Regions from separate parts of the Homo sapiens genome. Here region 1 is linked to region 2. A link is a loop called in an ENCODE intact Hi-C map of the cell type or tissue named here. Cell type or tissue: mammary epithelial cell. All regions are shown on one strand. Each heading gives the region's core, and the rest is flanking DNA. Links, peaks and the distances in the headings are about the cores only. Region 1 overlaps RNLS (renalase, FAD dependent amine oxidase). Region 2 overlaps ANKRD22 (ankyrin repeat domain 22).

The links. A loop is a pair of places that touch in the nucleus more often than their neighbours do. Peaks named below come from ENCODE experiments on the same cell type or tissue, not always from the same donor. Only the 100,000 strongest peaks of a DNase experiment are listed, where the experiment ranks them.
Region 1: it touches region 2 in a loop (11-fold over the local background); 3 of 110 quality-filtered maps call a loop at or near these places.

Annotation. Positions count from the first base shown.
Region 1 is chr10:88,561,357-88,570,501 of GRCh38, reverse strand. All of the region lies in intron 4 of RNLS (renalase, FAD dependent amine oxidase), which reads left to right. Among named protein-coding and RNA genes, the nearest start is that of RNLS, 17 kb to the left of the region's middle. In mammary epithelial cell, for the core only: a CTCF peak has its summit at 5,236 (motif pointing left); no DNase peak of the experiment used is centred there.
Region 2 is chr10:88,831,936-88,841,080 of GRCh38, reverse strand. ANKRD22 (ankyrin repeat domain 22) reads left to right here. Exons shown (of 6, transcript NM_144590.3): 2 at 9,055-9,145. Among named protein-coding and RNA genes, the nearest start is that of ANKRD22, 15 kb to the left of the region's middle. RefSeq lists an enhancer at 4,982-5,131. In mammary epithelial cell, for the core only: a CTCF peak has its summit at 5,280 (motif pointing left); a DNase peak (open chromatin) is centred at 5,280.

The DNA.
Region 1 (9,145 bases), core at 600-8,599, 270 kb after region 2:
ATGAGTGTTTACTGCATAGGTGTTCTTTAATATTTGCGAATTGAGTGAATGACCAACTGACCAACTGAATGAATGTGTTTCCAAAAGACCTAAGGAAAAACTTCACTGGTCCGTATTACTTCTTCACATTCTCTGTAAAATTCTCATTAATAGAATCCCATAATAGACTTTTTTCTTATTCTATTCATATTCTATTTTCATTAAATATGGATTTGTATGAAGAAAGAAAGAAAAACTCTATATTGACAATGGACCTTATTTTTTAATGCTTTTTATGTAAATCTGAATTTGGCTTGCTAATATGTTGTTTAGGATTTTTGCATTCATGTCCATGAGAGTGATTGAGCTGTAGTATTTTTTCTTGTATTAATTTCTCCAGTTGTTGGACATGGAGGTATGTAGGCCTCATAGAATTATTTGGGAAATTTTTCCTGTTTCTGTTCAGGGGAAGCATTTTAATACAAGTTTGGTGTTATTTCTTTCCTAAATGTTTAGAAGAATTCACTGGTAAAACCATTTAGGCCTAGAGTTTTCTTTGTGGTAAAATTTTAAATTACAGATTCCATTTCTTAAAGGAATCTATTCAGACTTGTTTGTTTATTCTTTTTTTGTCAAGGTGCTAGAATACTATGATATAATCTTTATTTTTTATTTTTTATTTTTTTAGCTTTTATTTTAGGTTTGGAGGTACATGTGAAGGTTTGTTACGTAGGTGAACATGTGTCAATCTTGTTCATCTGGCTAGCCAGTTGTCCCAACACCACTTATTAAATAGGGAGTCTTTTCCCCATTGCTTGTTTTGCAGTAGACCTTATTTTTTAAAATACTAGTTGTTTATGCTTAAGTTCAGATCTGAAAATTGTATTTACATATTCCTTTGACTTTCATTAACTTAATTAGTTCTATATGTTCATTTTGATTCATTTACTTTTTATCAACTTACTTATTTTCAAATAGTATGTTGCTCTGTATGAATTTCTATTTACCAGGTAAGAAGGGTGTCCTGAATCATGCCAGGAATGTGAATTGACATCCTTTTTGGTACTCCAGCTGCTGTCTCTCTCCTTCATCCAGTGTGTCTGGGAAGTCCAATCTAATATCTATATGCCCTAGAATTGAAATATTAAATCTTTGAGAGAACTTCCGATTTCTCACAACTTTGCTGTTACAAAAAAAAAAAAGTGACATCTTGGTTTTTAAATTGGAATACTTTCCTGTTAAAACCTTAAATATCTAAAACATCTGTTTCAGTTCCTTTTCAGGTCTGTGAACAATATAGCTAAAACCTGGGTTTTGCTTTCCTTAACAAAGGTTAAAACAAAAGTTTCTTAGAAAAATTGCTTGGTAATAGCTATTCCCAAGCCTGACAAAAAGAACTAGAAGGGTACACCATATTATGTTCACATCAAGGGTCTGGGTGCAGAATGTTCACCCTGTCTCTAGTGGATTTTTGTTGCCATTGTTTTGGTTTGTTTTTATGCCTGCATCTGAATCACCTGGAAGACTTGTTAAAACACAGATTACTGGGCCACAGTCTGAGTTTCTGGTTGTATCGAGGTATGCATGGACAATTTGCATTTTTTACAAGTTTCTAGGTGATGCTGAAGATTCAGTTCAAAGCCGCACTGTGAGAATTATTATTAATACCGTGCCTTAGCAAATCTACTTGTTTCTGGAACAGAGCAACGAATGTATCTTCAAAAAGTGACTCGCCTTGTAAACAAGTAATGCTACTGTGCAGCCAGGGTTGAGAACTGCTGTCATAAAGCATCAGCCTGTCCAAACAATTTGTATCTCTTTTCCTCACATTTGCACCTTTGCTTTGCGTATATTGATTATATGAACCCATGCGACATCTCATCTTGGATTACTCTTGAGTCTCTGTCTTATGCTCTTCCCTGCTTGGGACCTCTTGGCTCACCTCTTCCCTGACTTCTTCCTCAACCCCTAAGACACACCTCTTAAAACAAAACAAAACAACAACGACACACACAAAAAAATAGCTTTAAGATTATAAGTCACATACCATACAATTCACCTATCTAAAATGTACAATTCAGTGGTTTTTAGTATAATAACTGATATAGGCAACCATTATCAATGTCTGTAATTAGTAAATTTTGGAATTTTTTATCACCTCAAAAAGAAATTCTGTCCCCTTTAGCTATCACCCCCATCCCTCCATCCCCATCCCTGCCCCCAGCCCTAAGCAATCATTAATCTACTATCTGTCCCTATAGATTTCCCTATTACCTGGATTCCAGATAAAAGGTCATGATGGAGCTGGAGGCCCTCATCCTTAGCAAATTAATGCAGGAACAGAAAACAAAATATGGCATGTTCTTACTTTTTTGTGGCTCTGTTTTGTCAGTATCTGCACAGATTTCACTTATTTTCTCCTGCTTTCATCATGGCTCACTGACCCTGGCCCGTCAAGTCATTGAATTGTAGAGGGTACCTCATCTTTCCTGAAGCCCATGAGCTATAACAGAGTCTGGTCGTGGTGGACAAGGCTTCAGGGCTGTGGGATGGCAGTGGGTATTGATATGCCTGTAGCTTTTGACTTTGTTGCACAGCTAACATTGACCTTGGTTTTGATAGAGAAATGGCTTTTTATGCCACTAATAGAAAGAAAACTGGTAATAAATATGTTTTATAGATCTTAGATTTAGAACTATAGAAGAAATTGTTTTCTGAGGAAGGGTATAGCTGCTGTTAAATTTTGAAAGCATTTTTTTCCTTGAGTATCATTTCTACTATGCAGAAATAATATAGCTTATTTTCTAGTACAGTGTGTGATAATAATATAGAAGAAATTGGAATATTTATTAGATGCCTGTAGGCAAAGTGGGAGACTAATTTGAATGATCTCTTCATGAATCTACTTCTAGTTTGTTGCCAATGACATTTAAAGTAGGATAATTTATTGCCATGGAGGTTGGCAATAATTGGATTGATTTTGAGATTGTTTTAATAACATACTATAACATTTTATAAAAATACAGTGTAGCCATCAGTCAGGACATTCATTTGTGCTGTAAATTACATACTCCAATATTTAAAAACTGCATAGTTTTGTATATCAAGAGAGATCCTTTAACATTACATTTTGAAAGTATTTCTCAATATTTGTATTAGTGACATCTAAAGCAACACCGTGTCATAGACTGTCTCCTAAATGTGTTTAAGGGCTTGCTAATTAATAATTTTATTTAGCTCTTTTTACATCTTATATTTTGTGTGTGCACTTGAGCTGTGTTTGGCTGAGAAAGATAACTTAACTCACCTACTATTATTACTTTTCTTTCTGTCTTTCCTGGGTTTTTTTGTGGCAATTTTTGCTTTATGATTTTATTTGATTTGTACTAGACCCTCATTAAAATTATATCCTTTGACTTAAAAAGTTCTCTCTTTAGTTTCATTTTAATTTTATTTTGCTTTCAAATAAACTTTTATAAATGAAATGTTCTCTCTTTTATTTTCTTTTTTCTGGTGTATGCTTTTTCCTCTAAACCTTTCAGGGATATTTTACTTTAGAGCCATCTCTTTTATATTTTTTATCTTTGAGCCCAGTAATTTCATAAGTATATATCTTATTGTTACTAGTTTTGTGTTCATTTTTCATGGGCTATGTTGTCCACTTTTGCCTTGAACATTCAGCTCTTCTCTTATTTAGGTAAGTTTCCTTCTAATACTTATTGGAAGATTTATTTGTTTCATTTATTATGATCTCAGAGTATCTACAAAAGCTTAAAGTATCTCCCTCTCAAAGCTTCTGTTTTCTTTTAACTCACTTTCAACTTTGATCTTTGCATTACTTTTTTTCTAGCCTTTTCTCCATGTCATCCATGTAATTTTCAAGAGTTCCTTTTGGCCCCTTCCTTGAGGTATTGTTTCAAAGAGGTCCTGTATTCTTTTACTGTTACTGAACTAATGCCCGAGTGTTTGTTGAACTAATTTGCTTCCTGGCAAAATTTTTCTGATATGTATTTTTCATCAGCTCATTTCTTAGGTTCTGTTCTTTTCTGTTCTGTTGTCTTTCTCCTTTTCTCTGCATATGTCTCTTGTTAATCATTACTCATCTTTAAATGGGACCAATTCTGTCAATTTTGTGAAAAATAGTGTTGTGGGGCAAGACCAGACTTTTCAGTTAAGGTATGTGTTCTCAGAACACTTCCTGTGTACATTTTGTAAATATATACCCATGAAAAATAGAATGGTAGTGACCACTAATATAATAATATATTTATTAACAGAAATATTTATAAATATTTTTAACTTGGAAAGAAGATTAAAGTATGTATTTATATATTTTTTCATGAATCAGAAATAATTTGACAAACATTAACATTGGCTATTGCTCAGATATGATTTTCATTTTCTTCTTTACGATTTTTTGAATAATCATAACTTTAAAAATAAGAATAGTTTACTCTTATTATAAAAAATGATATTGGCCGGGCGCGGTGGCTTCTGCCTGTAATCCCAACACTTTGGGAGTCTGAGGTGGGCGGATCACGAGGTCAAGAGATCGAGACCATCCTGGCCAACATGATGAAACCCATCTCTACCAAAAATACAAAAATTAGCTGGGTGTGGTGGAGTGCGCCTGTAGTCCCAGCTACTCAGGAGGCTGAGGCAGGAGAATCGCTTGAACCTGGGAGGCGGAGGTTGCAGTGAGCCAAGATCACGCCACTGCACTCCAGCCTGGTGACAGAGCGAGACTCCCTCTCAAAAAAAAAAAAAAAAAAAAAGAAAGATAACGTTGACACTGTTTTAAAAAAATGTATCATGCTGAAAAGAAATAGATCTTCTTTCCTTTTTTTTTAGTGGAGGAGTATTGTGCCATATGTAGGCTCTTTATGATGAAAAAGTTTAAGAATAATTGACTTGGTATATTTGACTGAGGATGAGGGTCTTTGGATGTTATATTGAGCTGACTCAATTCAGAATTGGACCCCCATGGAAATCATTTTGTGTTTAATTCATTGTTATGAAATAATTCTCTCTGGCACTAAAGACTTAAACTAGAATGTCCCCACAAGATCCTTTAACATCTGTGGGTCAAATCAAAGGGATTAAAACATGACCTCAGTATGAAGAATTGGTTAATGTCTACCCTTCTCTCTGTGTTTTCTGGAGAAAAATCAGCTCTTATTTGATTATTAGACGTCTTAGGCTTCTGTGAAAAAGACATCCACTTACAAAGCCATATATTGCCATCTAGTGTGTGAAATATATATTGTAGTTCCCCTTAGAATCTAAACTAGAGAGGACTGTGAAAATGACAGAAACATAGAATAACACTATAACTATAATATTCACAAAACTGCATATCACAGGGAAATAAATTTAGGCCCATTAGAATTACATAACTTACCAAAAAGTGCTTGATTAATGAGTGACAGAATTAGGAATGTACTACATGTTTCACATTTGTACAGACTATGAACAGCCACGTCTGTAGCTTCCTGTGTTTTTCTTCTCATTCTCATTCTCTTTCTCTCTCTTTCTAATCATATGTAGCCTTTAGGATTAACATAAGTATCATATCTTATGTGAAAGAATTCCCTTTACATTATAGAGTGGTCTGGATTTTCTGTCATCCAACTCTCTCTATTTTGCTTCTTATGGAAGAAGCAGATGTAATTGTTTTTTCATTTGGCAATTATTTATTACATTTATTAAACTTCCTCCCAGCTGGGAGAATAGAGAAACCTCATGTATCATATTGTGACCCTCTTATGATTTACTTTCTGATTCTATAATAGTGCTACTTTCTCTATATTCTTATTACAAAGATTATATCACTTAATCCTCAAAGTAATGCTAGGCATTATTATTGTCTCAATTCTTGGTGAAACTGAGATGTGAACCTCAGTAAAATGACTCCAGAGCTTGTACTCTTAACCACTGTTATGCATAGCTCTTCCATGTGTACTTGATCTTCCTCTCTACCATGCACAGAAATTCCTCAAACCCCTGACCCTTAAACATTAGATTCAGGAATTCCTAATCTCTCCTCCTAGTTTTACTTCTAGTTATAGCACTCATCTCCACCCCCCACCCTCTGATTTTCAGGGATTCACCAGTTTAATCCACCTTAAGATCCTGCAAGAGAAAGATGCTTTACTTTCTCATGTGTGTGTGTGCATGTGTGTGTGTGTGTGTGTGTGTGTGTGTGTATTTGCAGTCATCACAACCTTTCAAAACACAATGTTGAGCTTCTCTTTCCTAGATTGGAGGATGGGGAAAGGAGTTTGTTTTCCCTAAATAATTTATCCTTGTAAATTTTTTAATTTCTAGTTGCTGTGTGATAGCAAAGATGTAATAAAAGCGGAGAAGATCTCAAGAAGGCAAACTCTAATAACCAAAGGATCACATCCATATGTGAATATATGAATAACAGAAATAAAATTTCTTTATCTAGAAATATAGAGCTTCACAGATCTACAATGCCAATAGATGCAGATATAGAACAGATATGCATATGTATGTTTAATTATAATTTAGGAGAACATGGAATTGTTTTTAAAATTCTAAAATACAACCACAAATTAAGGAAATGCTACTTTATTTCAATGTAGAAAAGTTTTCAATTAATAAGACATTATTTGACTGAATAATTTTGCTTACATTTAAAAATTATAGCACTTGTTCATCCAGTATAATAGTTTCTGAAAGTTCCAGTACATTTATAGATGCTAGGTTTTTAAATGAACTATTAAAATAAAGATCTTGGGGGTACCTTTCTAACTTTCCAGGGATACTCAATAACTGCTTTCTCAGTGGTGACCTGTATACCATCCCACTCCTTTCCTCACATAATGCTCTGGTACGCAAAACAAAGCTTCTCACATCCTCCTGTCACTCTGTTCTTTCCAACCTCTGGCTACATTCTCTGGCTTCAGCTATCTAATCATCAACTTGGACCTTAATGCTATACTTAAGATATGTGAAATTGTTCAGTGGATTTTTCAAAACTATATTACAGTATATTAAGAGTATCTTTTCAGTGCCAGTGAATATTCATGTGCATCATTATTTTTACTGTGTAGTGCTCTCGTCTTTTGATTTACCTTAATGTAGTAAACCAGTTTGATGGGCATTTAGGAGATTTACAGTATAACAAAGTGTGGCTTTAATACTGCCAATATGAAATAAAGATTCTTTTCACTAAACTCTTTTCCTATGGAAACAGTTATGTTGATGTAGAGTAGAATAAAGCCCGCTTGATTTTTGTCCTGTTTTTTCTTAGCTAATCTATTTTTTATTTCTCTGAGTGTACTTTAGAATCAGGTTTCATTAAAAACTCCTGTTGGAATATTGATTTGAATTACACTCAATTACACTGCATTAGTTTAGGAAGAATTGGCATCTTTATAATAGATCATCTTCTCATCTAAGAAAATGAAACATTTCTCCACTTATTTAGGTATTTTTAATGTCCTCAGTAAAATTTTATAGCTTTTATCATAAGATCTTACACATTACTTATTAGGCATGTTAAGAAATATTTTATAATATTTATGGAGATTGTGAATAAGATCACTTTTGTTGATTTATGGTTACTTGGTTTTAGATGTTTCCAGAGAACAATATACCTACCTGAGTTTTTAAATCCAGCATGAAAAATCTCTTTCTTTCAATAGGAGAGTTTAACCCTTTTATATTTATTGAGATAACTGCTGTGTTGTTATCTTTTCCGTTGGTATCTACTATTTATTTTTTTCTTTTGATAGATGAGTTCAACCCTTTTACATTTATTGGGGTAAGTACTATGTTGTTTTTATCCTTTTCATTGGTGCCTACTATTTACTTTTTTCTATTTTTAAATTTTTGCTGGTTTTATCAAGTATCTCTTTATTCCTTCCCACACAGTCTATTCATAGAATGCCCAACAAATTGTCATTTCATTCATGGTTCTCTTCTTATTCCTTACAAACCTATTTATTCCTGGCCCTGCCCTCCTTTCCATTCCCCAGAGCTAACTGATGTTAACAGTTCAGTGAGTGCCCTTCCACACTTTGTTCCAACCATATAAAGCTTTGGATGACTGTGCGTGCCTTCTAAAATTATTGTTTTGCACTTTGCTTATTTACTCAACATTATTTTAGATAAACATCTGATTTATTTTTATTTAACAGCTGCATAAAGTTTTTTAGTTTGGGAGTACTGGAATTTAGTCTTTCATCTCTTGTTTATCTATGGACTTTCATGTGGTTTCCAGTTTTTTTCTCTATTAAATGCTATGCCTTGAAAAACATCCTTGTTTACATATTCTTATAAACTGATGCTCTTAATGCTATATTGGGTGATAAGATCCCCAAAGTGAAATTTCTGGCTCAAAAAACCTGTATGTTATAATAAGTATTGCCATATTACCTTCCAAAAAGTTTGTCATGATTCTCACTCTTACGTTTGACAATGCCTGTTTGCCTATATACTCATCAGGACCGGATATTTTAAATTTTTATCAATCTTAACATTTCTGCCAAAGTGATAAGTAAAAACAGGTTGATTGCTCTTGCATTAATTTGCATTTCCCTTGACCAAAAGTAAAATTGAGCCTCTTTTCATAAGCTTATTGGTCATTTAGAGTTTTTCTTCTGTGAAATGTCCCAGTCATGTCCTATGCTTACTTTTCTAGTGGATTATTTGTTTTTTATGAGCATTTCACACATGAAGGATATCAATATTTGTAATATAGTACTACATATATTTCCTAGACTAGCATTTATTTATCTTTTGCTTTTGTTTATTATTTCATTTGCCATAATAATTTCTTAAGATTTTTATTTAGTCAAGTGTGTCTTTTTCTTTAATAGATACTTGACTTCCTGATTGCTAAGGATTATCTCCCTCACTCTAAAGTCATATAAGTATTCTGAATTATATTCCTAATATTTTTAATTTTTATCCTTTACATTAAAATCTTTATATGGAATATATGTTTATATAAAATATGAGAAAGGTATCTAGCTTTGTTTTTTGTCTTTCCAGAGTGAAATCCATTATATCAGCACCATTTATTTAATAAGAGATTATTTTTTTGCCCACTAAATTGAAATTCCTCATTTGCCGTATGTTAAATTCCATATATACTTGAGTCTGTCTCTGGATATCTGTTCTGTTCCATTTATTT
Region 2 (9,145 bases), core at 656-8,655:
CTCAAACAGACCTTTCAGGATAAAGAGTAGAAAACATAGATCAATATGTGCCCTGCTTCTATTTCCCCTTCTGCTATCGTTCATGAGGAACTATGACTTCTCTACACGTTCCAGCCAGTGGTGGGACCTTCCTCCATGTTACACAGAGACGGAGTGGGCCTAGAACAGCCTTTAAAAAATTATTGCGACTTTTTTATTTGTCTGAAAGAAGACATTTCCTAAGGAATTTATAAAATACAGTATGTGAAGAGTGAGTTATCAGAAACAAAGGCTTGGGATTAATTGTAGAAATCAAATTAAACCCAATAGGTTTTTATTATCATTCTCCAAGGTTTCTTAACTTGAAGAGAAAGAAAAACATCTTCCTTCCTTTTCTGAGAAGACATTTCGTGAATCACAAGGCTCTTTACCGGAATCATTTTGCTCCAAAACCTACAAATCCTTCTCAGAAGTTTTCATGGAACATTTTAAGTGAGGGGAGCTTGTAGCATGGAGATGGCTAATAAACAGTGAACCAATTCCTCTGAGCCACAGGCAAAGTTCTACACAGTCTTTCCTTAGATTGGGAATTACAGAAGCTCCATTATACTTTAGGGAAAACAACACTAAAAAGTGGGGGTAATTTGGGGGAAGCTTTGCTTTTAAAGACATCCATAGTGGTACAAGTTGTTCAGATGTTTCTACACTATTAAAATAACAACAAATATTTTTTCAGCTGTGATATCTATTGTACTTAGAGCAGTGCAAAATATTATTAAGTAATACATACAGTTAATCATCAACATGCTGATTATTTTAGTTAATCATCAACATACCGGATGCGTCATATTCTACCCATGGACGCTTCTTAAATTTTAGTGCCTGGGCAAGTAAGATGGAAGTGAACAGAGTGAAACCTTACCTCCAAATTCTTGACTCCTTTTAAAGACAAACATGTGGGAAGGCAAAAGGACACAAAAAATTTTTCCTAATGTTCCATTATTCCAGAGTTTTGAATGCTCCTTAGCTAATGTGAGTTTAAAAGCTGCAATGTTACATTAAATTTTTACTTCCATTATGGGGGGCTTGTTTCTTTTACCTTTGCAGAGATTCTCAACCCTCACTGTGCATCAGAATCACCAGGGAAATTTAAAGAGCACTAATGCCCCAATCCTATTCTTACAGATTCTTATTTAACTGGTCAATAGTGGGGCCTGGGTCGTGTTTTAAACATTAAGTTGGTGCAAACATGATTGCAATATTTAGCCAAGGTTGAGAACCACTGAGGCGAAATATTGTCCTGGTCCTTACATGATCGATTACCTTCTAAACATCAACCCCTTTCCTAGCCTCACTTCCCAGCCAGATCGGATGAATCCATGTGTCAACCAACAAATGACTTTTATCCATGTTCTGGGTGCTTGACCTTATGGAAGCCTAACTTCAGGAGGGTTACAGTCTAGTTAAGGAGACTACATTTAACCCACTAGCTCATTTAAGGCCAATGAGCTGCTTGAGGTTCTGTATATTTCCTGCTGCAGGTAGGAAAGATGAAAGAGATTTCTTGGAGATGAACCATGAGATGGGCCTTGAAGAATAGATAGCACAATTTAAAAGATAAGGATGGCAAGCCAGTAGCCCAAACATAGAAGTGAGGAAATTGACCTGACCAGAGATGGGAGAGCTTGCAGAACAGCAGTGGTTTATACACAGTTGGCCCACTGAGGGGCACTTTAAAAACCAGGTAAAAGTCATAGATACCTCACTTTCTAGGAACTTGGGCACATTACACCCCATTTCAATACCAATTAGTGCAATTTAAAAAGATAAAACAAGATTATGTGAGAGAGAGAAAGTTCCTGGGCTGGGAGGCTGAGTGGTCAGGGAAGTCCTCTCTGAGGAGGTGATTCATGGGCTGATACTTGATCTGGCCTAGCAGGAAGCCCGCCATATAGGTCACATGCAAGTGTAAAGGCCAGAAGACAGAAATGAACCTGGAATGCCCCAGAAATCACCACAAAGTTGTGAGCAAAAGGGAGATTGATAGATGAGGCTGAAGAGAAAAGTTAGTCAGTGGGCCCTATCAATCCTGTGTCTTAGCTTTTCAGGTTGTCCAGAGCACGGCTCTAGGGAGCGCTGTTCACAGGTTAGCCCATGGGAACTCATGCACCCTGCTGGTAAATACTCCTTCTCTTCAATCTCCTCCTCGCCTACTAGTCTGTTTTCCTCTGTGCCTTCACTGAAATCTGGCTTTTCCTGGGCATTATGACACCTTCTCTTATGGTGGCTGCTGATTCAGTCTACTTCTTGGTCACCGTTGTTTTTTGACCATGGTTCAATTTCTTACTTGAAATCTCTGCTTATGGCCCTTTCTCTACATTCTCCCTTCTGTCCACTGTATTCCAGGGCCCACTTCCACCTCCCTGGAACACAAGTTCCCCTTTCTTTCTGTCCCCCGGGGTCATCCTCAGTGACCTCAACATCCATAAGCTTCATTCTCCCTTCTTGACCTGTGTTTCTACTCCAAATCAGATACCCAACAAGGCCACCCTTGACTTCTCATCCCTAGACAGAGTTTATCTGTAACATCTCTCTGATAACTTCTAAACTGGTTACTTTTCTAATAGACCACATGTACGAACTGTGCTCTGATCCTTCTCTGTGTTTCTATTTGCTTGTCTCTCTCTTTTTGCAAGTTCATTTGTCTTTATCTGGCTTACATATGATGCCCATTAAGACTGAATTTAATGGTAAACCACTCTCCTCTCATTTCTCTTGCCTGACAGACATGTTTCCTAATCCTTGCTCTTGCCCTCTTCACTTTCTGTACTCTTCCCTCATCTAGGTTTGCTGAAGAAAATCACAAACTCACATGGCAGGCTCAGTCAACTCTATCTTCTTACTGTGTTTCTACAACCTGGTTTTCAAAGCCATTTTATATTTTTATTCATTTCATGTAGACAGTTTTAATTACGATGGTCCAAAATCTTCCCCATCATGCTCAAAAGTCTCATCTACCCTTGTCTCAATCACATCTCCTGTCATTAATCCATTCATCTTTTTAAATGTCAATGCTATTTATTTAGTTATTGGATTAGTCTGTTCTCATGCTGCTAATAAAGATATACCCAAGACTGGGTAATTTATAAAGGAAGAAGTTTAATTGACTCACAATTCCTCATGGCTGAGAAGGCCTCACAATCTGGCAAAAGGCAAATGAGGAGCAAAGTCAATCATGGCAGCTGGCAAAAGAGAGCTTGTGTAGGGGAACTCCCCTGTATAAAACTATCAGATCTAGTGAGACTTATTCACTATCATGAGAACAGCATGGGAAAGACCCACCCCTATGATTCAATTACTTCCCACTGGGTCCCTCCCATGACATGTGGGAATTATAGGAGCTACAATTCAAGATGAGATTTGGGTGGAGACACAGCCAAACCATATTAGTTATCTAGATGTATCTATTTATTTATGACAAATATATAGTAGTATAATGAATGAAGATCAAACCTCTGACTTTCTGGCAAAAATTTCAGTCAGTCTAAACTTCTTTCCATCCATGTAGCTCTCTTTTCTCCCTTGCTTTGGCCTTAGAGCCAGAATTTTCCTTCTATGTAGGAGACTAATGTTTCCATCTTAATGCTCTCTATCCTATCATCTCTTCACTCTCTTTGATCAATTATCTACCCTCTCATAACCACTCCTGTCCATCTTCATTGGCTCCTTATGCTTTAATAATTATAAGAGTAGCTAACATTAATTGAGGGTTTACTGTGACTCAGATCTGAGCTAAGTGCTTCATCTGCACAGTTACATTTAATTCTTTCTGAAACTTATAAAGAAGGCATGATTATCAAAAGCAGAAGGAAACTTAGCATGAAGAGTCTAGGTAACTTGTCCAAATAACATAGCTGTTAAGTCGCAGAGTTGAGATTGGAACCCAGAGAGTTTGTTTCCAGAGCCTGGATTTGTAACCACTTGATGACACCACTTTGCCTACAAACGTGTGGAACGTTGGCTGGACACTGCTACCCCCCTCTTTGAAGTCTCTAGCTTTCCCTAACAGCTTTTTCACTGCCAAACTGACTACAATTCCTCTCCAATTGCATCCTCTAATTCTTCATAGACAATGTGCTCAGGCCTCTGTATTCTTCCTTCAGCCCCATCACTGTATGAAAATTGGCCTCTGCATGGCTGCTAATGATCACATTCAATGATCTTTGTCTTCCTTCTTGAAACTTTCACTTCTTTGCCTTTGAGTCTTAACGTTTTTCTGTTTCTTCTGCAGACTCTCTGATGACACTTCTTATCTCTTGGTGGATATTGCTGATTCTAGGTCAGGTTGGAGAAGGAGTCTGGATGTATAACCAGTATAACCAGCAAGTCAGTGCCACAAGTGGACAGATCAATATCCCGAATACAGACTGTAGCTTAATTTTGGACACAAATATCAAATGCGAAGTCTTGTAGCCAGAAGACATTTTGAAGGCTGATTTTTAAGACTAAAGTGATTGGAGATAGAATGTACGCATTCTGCAGTCATTCCCCTTGATTTGACTCTTGGCCATGCCAGTTGTGAACTATGTCACTTTGGGCAAGGAAAACAATTTCCCTTAGTTTCATCTGTGCAAAACAGGTATATTAATACTACTTTAGAGGGTTGTTGTGAGGATTAATATAGAATAACTGAGCTACTCAATAACTGTTAGCTCATCTTATAATTTCTTCCTTCTCTTATTTACTCACTAAGTACATATTGAATGCCTACCATGTGCCAGGCACTATGTTATGGGGGTACAATGATGAATCAGTACAGACAAAATGTAGCCTCATGTAGTCACAGTGCCCTTATATAGCTTACAGTCTAGCTGGGGAGATGGCTGTTAATAACACACATACCTTTATTTAGATCAAGGGTGTGGATAAGACAGTGGTAGGAGATGAAGTTGTAAAAACGGCATATGGAACACGTGAGATTGAAAGAATTGTGTGCAATAGTCTTGGTGAGAATGATGAAGATCTGAAGCAGTACTTTAGCAGTGAGGATGGACAGAAGGGTTCTGAGACTATTAGGGGATAGAGTTATTATAATAATTTCCCAAGTGTGTTTCTTCTACACCCAGGGTGCCCCCAAATTACAGAGCTTAAGGGGTTAAAAGGGGTTTATGATAGCTTTTCCAGCAACCCAAATGGACAACCTCTTCTCTTTTTCATACCTGGCTTGTGAACCAGCACTTTCTATTGGACTTCCCTTCTGCCCGCTGTCAGTGCTTTTCTTACGCTGCGCTGCCCCCTAGTGGAAACCGCAAGTTCATAACAGCATGGAGTCTTCAGCGTTAGTGCGACTCTCACATTAAATTATAGTCATGCACCACATGATGTCACGATCAGCAATGAACAGCATATACAGCAGTGTTCCTATAAGATTATAATGGAGCTGCCCTATACAGGTGTACCATTTTATCTTTTACGCTATATTTTTACTGTATATTTTTATATGTTCACCTATGTTTAGATGCACAAATACTTACAATTGTGTTACAACTGCCTATAGTATTCTGTACAGTAACATGCTGTATAGGTTTTTAGCCTAGAAGCCACAGGCTATACCATATTAGTAATAGGCTCTACCATCTAGGTTTGTGTAAGTAAACTCTGTGATGTTCCCACAATGACAAAATCACCTAACAACACATTTCTCAGAACGTATCCCTGTTGTGAAGTGAAGTATGACTGTACTTGTGCATCTCAGCCGAGAAGGAAGACACTTAGCTTCCTGGTAACTCTGTGTCTTGGATCTAGGAAGCCTAAGAAAGACTAAAGATAGGGTTAGTATTTTACATAATATTGCTCAAATGGGGTTGAGAAAGCCCTCAAAAGCACTGAGTGACTCTTGCAGAACAACTCCCCATCTTTTCCTCTTCTTCTTTTTAGTTAGCTCTTAGTAAAGACTTTGAGAAGCCTAAGCAGAGAGCTCCTGGAGGTCTATGTTACCAGGCAGGTAACATAGATGAGTGAAGAGAACCAGTGTAATGTGATGGCGAGTGGTGGGGACTGTGGAGAATTGGAGTCACTGCCACTAAGCACCAGTTATTTGGTATCCTACAGGAATATGGGCCCAGTGTTAGCAAAACTTTCTCTTTTTTTTCTTTCTTTTTTTTTCTTTTTTTGAGGCAGAGTTTCGCTGTGTCGCCCAGGCTGGAATGAAGTGGCGCGATTTCGGCTCACTGCCGAATCAAGCGATTCTCCTGTCTCAGCCTCCAGAGTAGCTGGGATTATAGGCACCAGACACCATGCCCTGCTAATTTTTTTATTTTTGTATTTTTAATAGGGATGGGGTTTCTCCATGTTGGCCAGGCTGATCTCGAACTCCTGACCTCAGGTGATCCACCCACCTCGGCCTCCCAAAGTGCTAGGATTACAGGCGTAAGCCATCGCGCCCAGCCAAAACTTTCCATTTTTAAAGAGAAGCTGGAAAGCCAGATTAATACATGAAATATTCTAGTTTTTTAAATGTTGTTAAGTTATTTAAATATTTGAGAAAAGAGAAAAAGAGCTCTAAAGCCACTTGTTTCCAAGCTATTCATGGTAGACCACCAATTTCCAAATGCTTGATGAGTAGTGCTCACTGCTAATCACTCCATTATTAAATTTTCACTAGTTTATGGTAAAATCTTTTAAAAGGACAATAAAATGAATTTTTCTATAAAGCTAACTAAATCTACCCAATATAAAGAACTGCTTTCCCCCTGGTGATTATATTCTTACATATTTTGTTAAAATACCCTTCATTTATCTTTGTATTTGTTAAAATATCTTTTATGAAATAATAGTATTGTTTTAAATACATTTAATTGAAAAATTAAGAGTTGGTGACTTAACACTGTCTTGTTGCATTTAGTTTTGTTTTACTTATTTTTGAACTCCAAATGACTGGGCATTGCTGCTAGGACAATGGCAAGTCACTGAAGGTTTTATTTAAGCACTATTGTGTTGACATAACCCTGGACTCCAGCAGTGATGTGGAAGATTTGTTGGTTGAGACTAGAGTCCCAGAAATAATCGAATATGAAAACCCAAGGGAACTTCTGCCTTACTCCTTCATTTAATGACTGAGGACACTGAGATACAGTAGGGAAGTGAATTGTCCACAGTCACCGGGGGAGGTAGTAACAGAGCCACAATTACATCCTGTTTTTCTGACATGAGACAAGTGTTTCAACTGCCCCAGTCCTTTCTGCATCAGCCACACAGTATGCTGAGACACTGAAGTGCCCAACTGTTGGAAAGCTTAGTAAAGGGAAGACTTCAGGATAACAGAATAGGTGATTTGTGAAATTGTGCATTTCTAGTGAAACTTAAAGCCCATGTATCATGTTCATTTCATTTTTAAGGTACAGAAGTTTGCCTTTAATTGCTGCTGAGTTAATTTTCTGTTAGGATGTTTCTTTCATGAGTAGGCCTTTAGGTTTAAGAGTATAACATAGTTCACTTATTGTGATATTTGGCTATGTTAGAACCTCAGTTTATTAGCAAATACACCCACTTGACTTTCCCCTTGATACGTCCCAGTTTCCACAGGTGCTTATGTACCTACCCATACCAAAAAATTTTTTTCTTGTCATTTACTCTGTGTATGTGTGTCTCTGTCCTATTTCCCCACTTGACAGATACATTTTACATGGATAAGATAACATATTTTATTCTCTGGTACCTGTGACTGGCACACAGCAGGGATTTGACTTGATTATTAAAGAATGACAATTGCAATAATGATAACTTTCATACACTAAGCACCATCCATATGCCAGGTATTACTCTAAATGCTTTTTAAAAGACATCATCTGAAGATTAGTCTAAAAATATTCAGTGTTTGCCTCCCATGTGCTGAGTGCTGTGTTGAATGCTGGAGAAATAGCAGTAAATAAAATGGGGTTTACGGCCTGAACTTCAGTGCCTTCCTTCTCAGCACTGCCTCAAACCTCTCCTGATTCATGCTAGCCCTAAATACATGATTGTACATAATTAAGAAAAGAATTACAGTATGTCAGTTGCTGTGAGGGAGAGATACTGAATGTTGGGAGTAAGAAAAGACTTCTTGGATAAAATGAAAATTAAATTATGACATGAAGGGTGAGCTAGGTGTTATTCAGAAGAAAGGCAGGTGGTGTGTTTTATGCAGAGAGAGTATTCAGGGCAGAAGCCCAGATGGAAGGTACCAAACATGGTTTGGTTCAACCAAACTTTGAAGAACAGAAGTCGAGAAAGGCTGGAGCAGAGGAGGGAAAGAGGACAAGATCATGCTACCTGAAGTCTTGCTATTAAACTCCCATGGTGCCTTGTGAAGCTCTGTATAATGCTTTTTATAAACAGCATCTAATCAAGTGTAGTTAACCATATAATTTGTATATTATTTGCCTAAAAAACTGTCTTTTCTGCTCTGTTGAGCTCCTTGAATACAGGGTGCTATGTAGGTCTTATTTCATCACTAGTACTGCCCTAAACTCCTCCCCATATGCTTGTTTTCTATTTTATCTTTAGTAAAGATAAAGATAAAGACATTTTATCTTTAGTAAAGATAAAGATAAAGACATTTTGTCTTTACTAAAGATAAAGATATTTTATCTTTAGTAAAGATAAAGATAAAGGTATTTTGTCTTTAGTAAAGATAAAGATAAAGGTATTTTGTCTTTAGTAAAGATAAAGATAAAGGTATTTTATCTTTAGTAAAGAAAATGAATGCTTTTCCGACAGGCCCACCTACCTGTAAGCACTATACATAGTTTCCTTACTGAGTTGAATTTGTAGTATTTCATTTATTTATTCATCCATTTGATGGACATAAGTGTGTGCCAAGAAAACTTAGGAAAATGTAGGAGGTTCCTCATGGGCTAATTCTTGATCTAGACTTAAAGCTAGGCATAACTGAGACCAAAAAATCTCACCTGCAAAGCAATATATTACAATTTTAAAACATTTAAATTTTAATGTATTGGGTTATGACTTTTTTTTCGTTTTTGTGGTTTAATTATGCCAGTATTTCAAAACCTGCTTTTGTTTTTCCCGACCCAGCCCATCTGCCAAGCAGCCTATCAGAATGACTTTGGACAAGTGTGGCGGTGGGTGAAAGAAGACAGCAGCTATGCCAACGTTCAAGATGGCT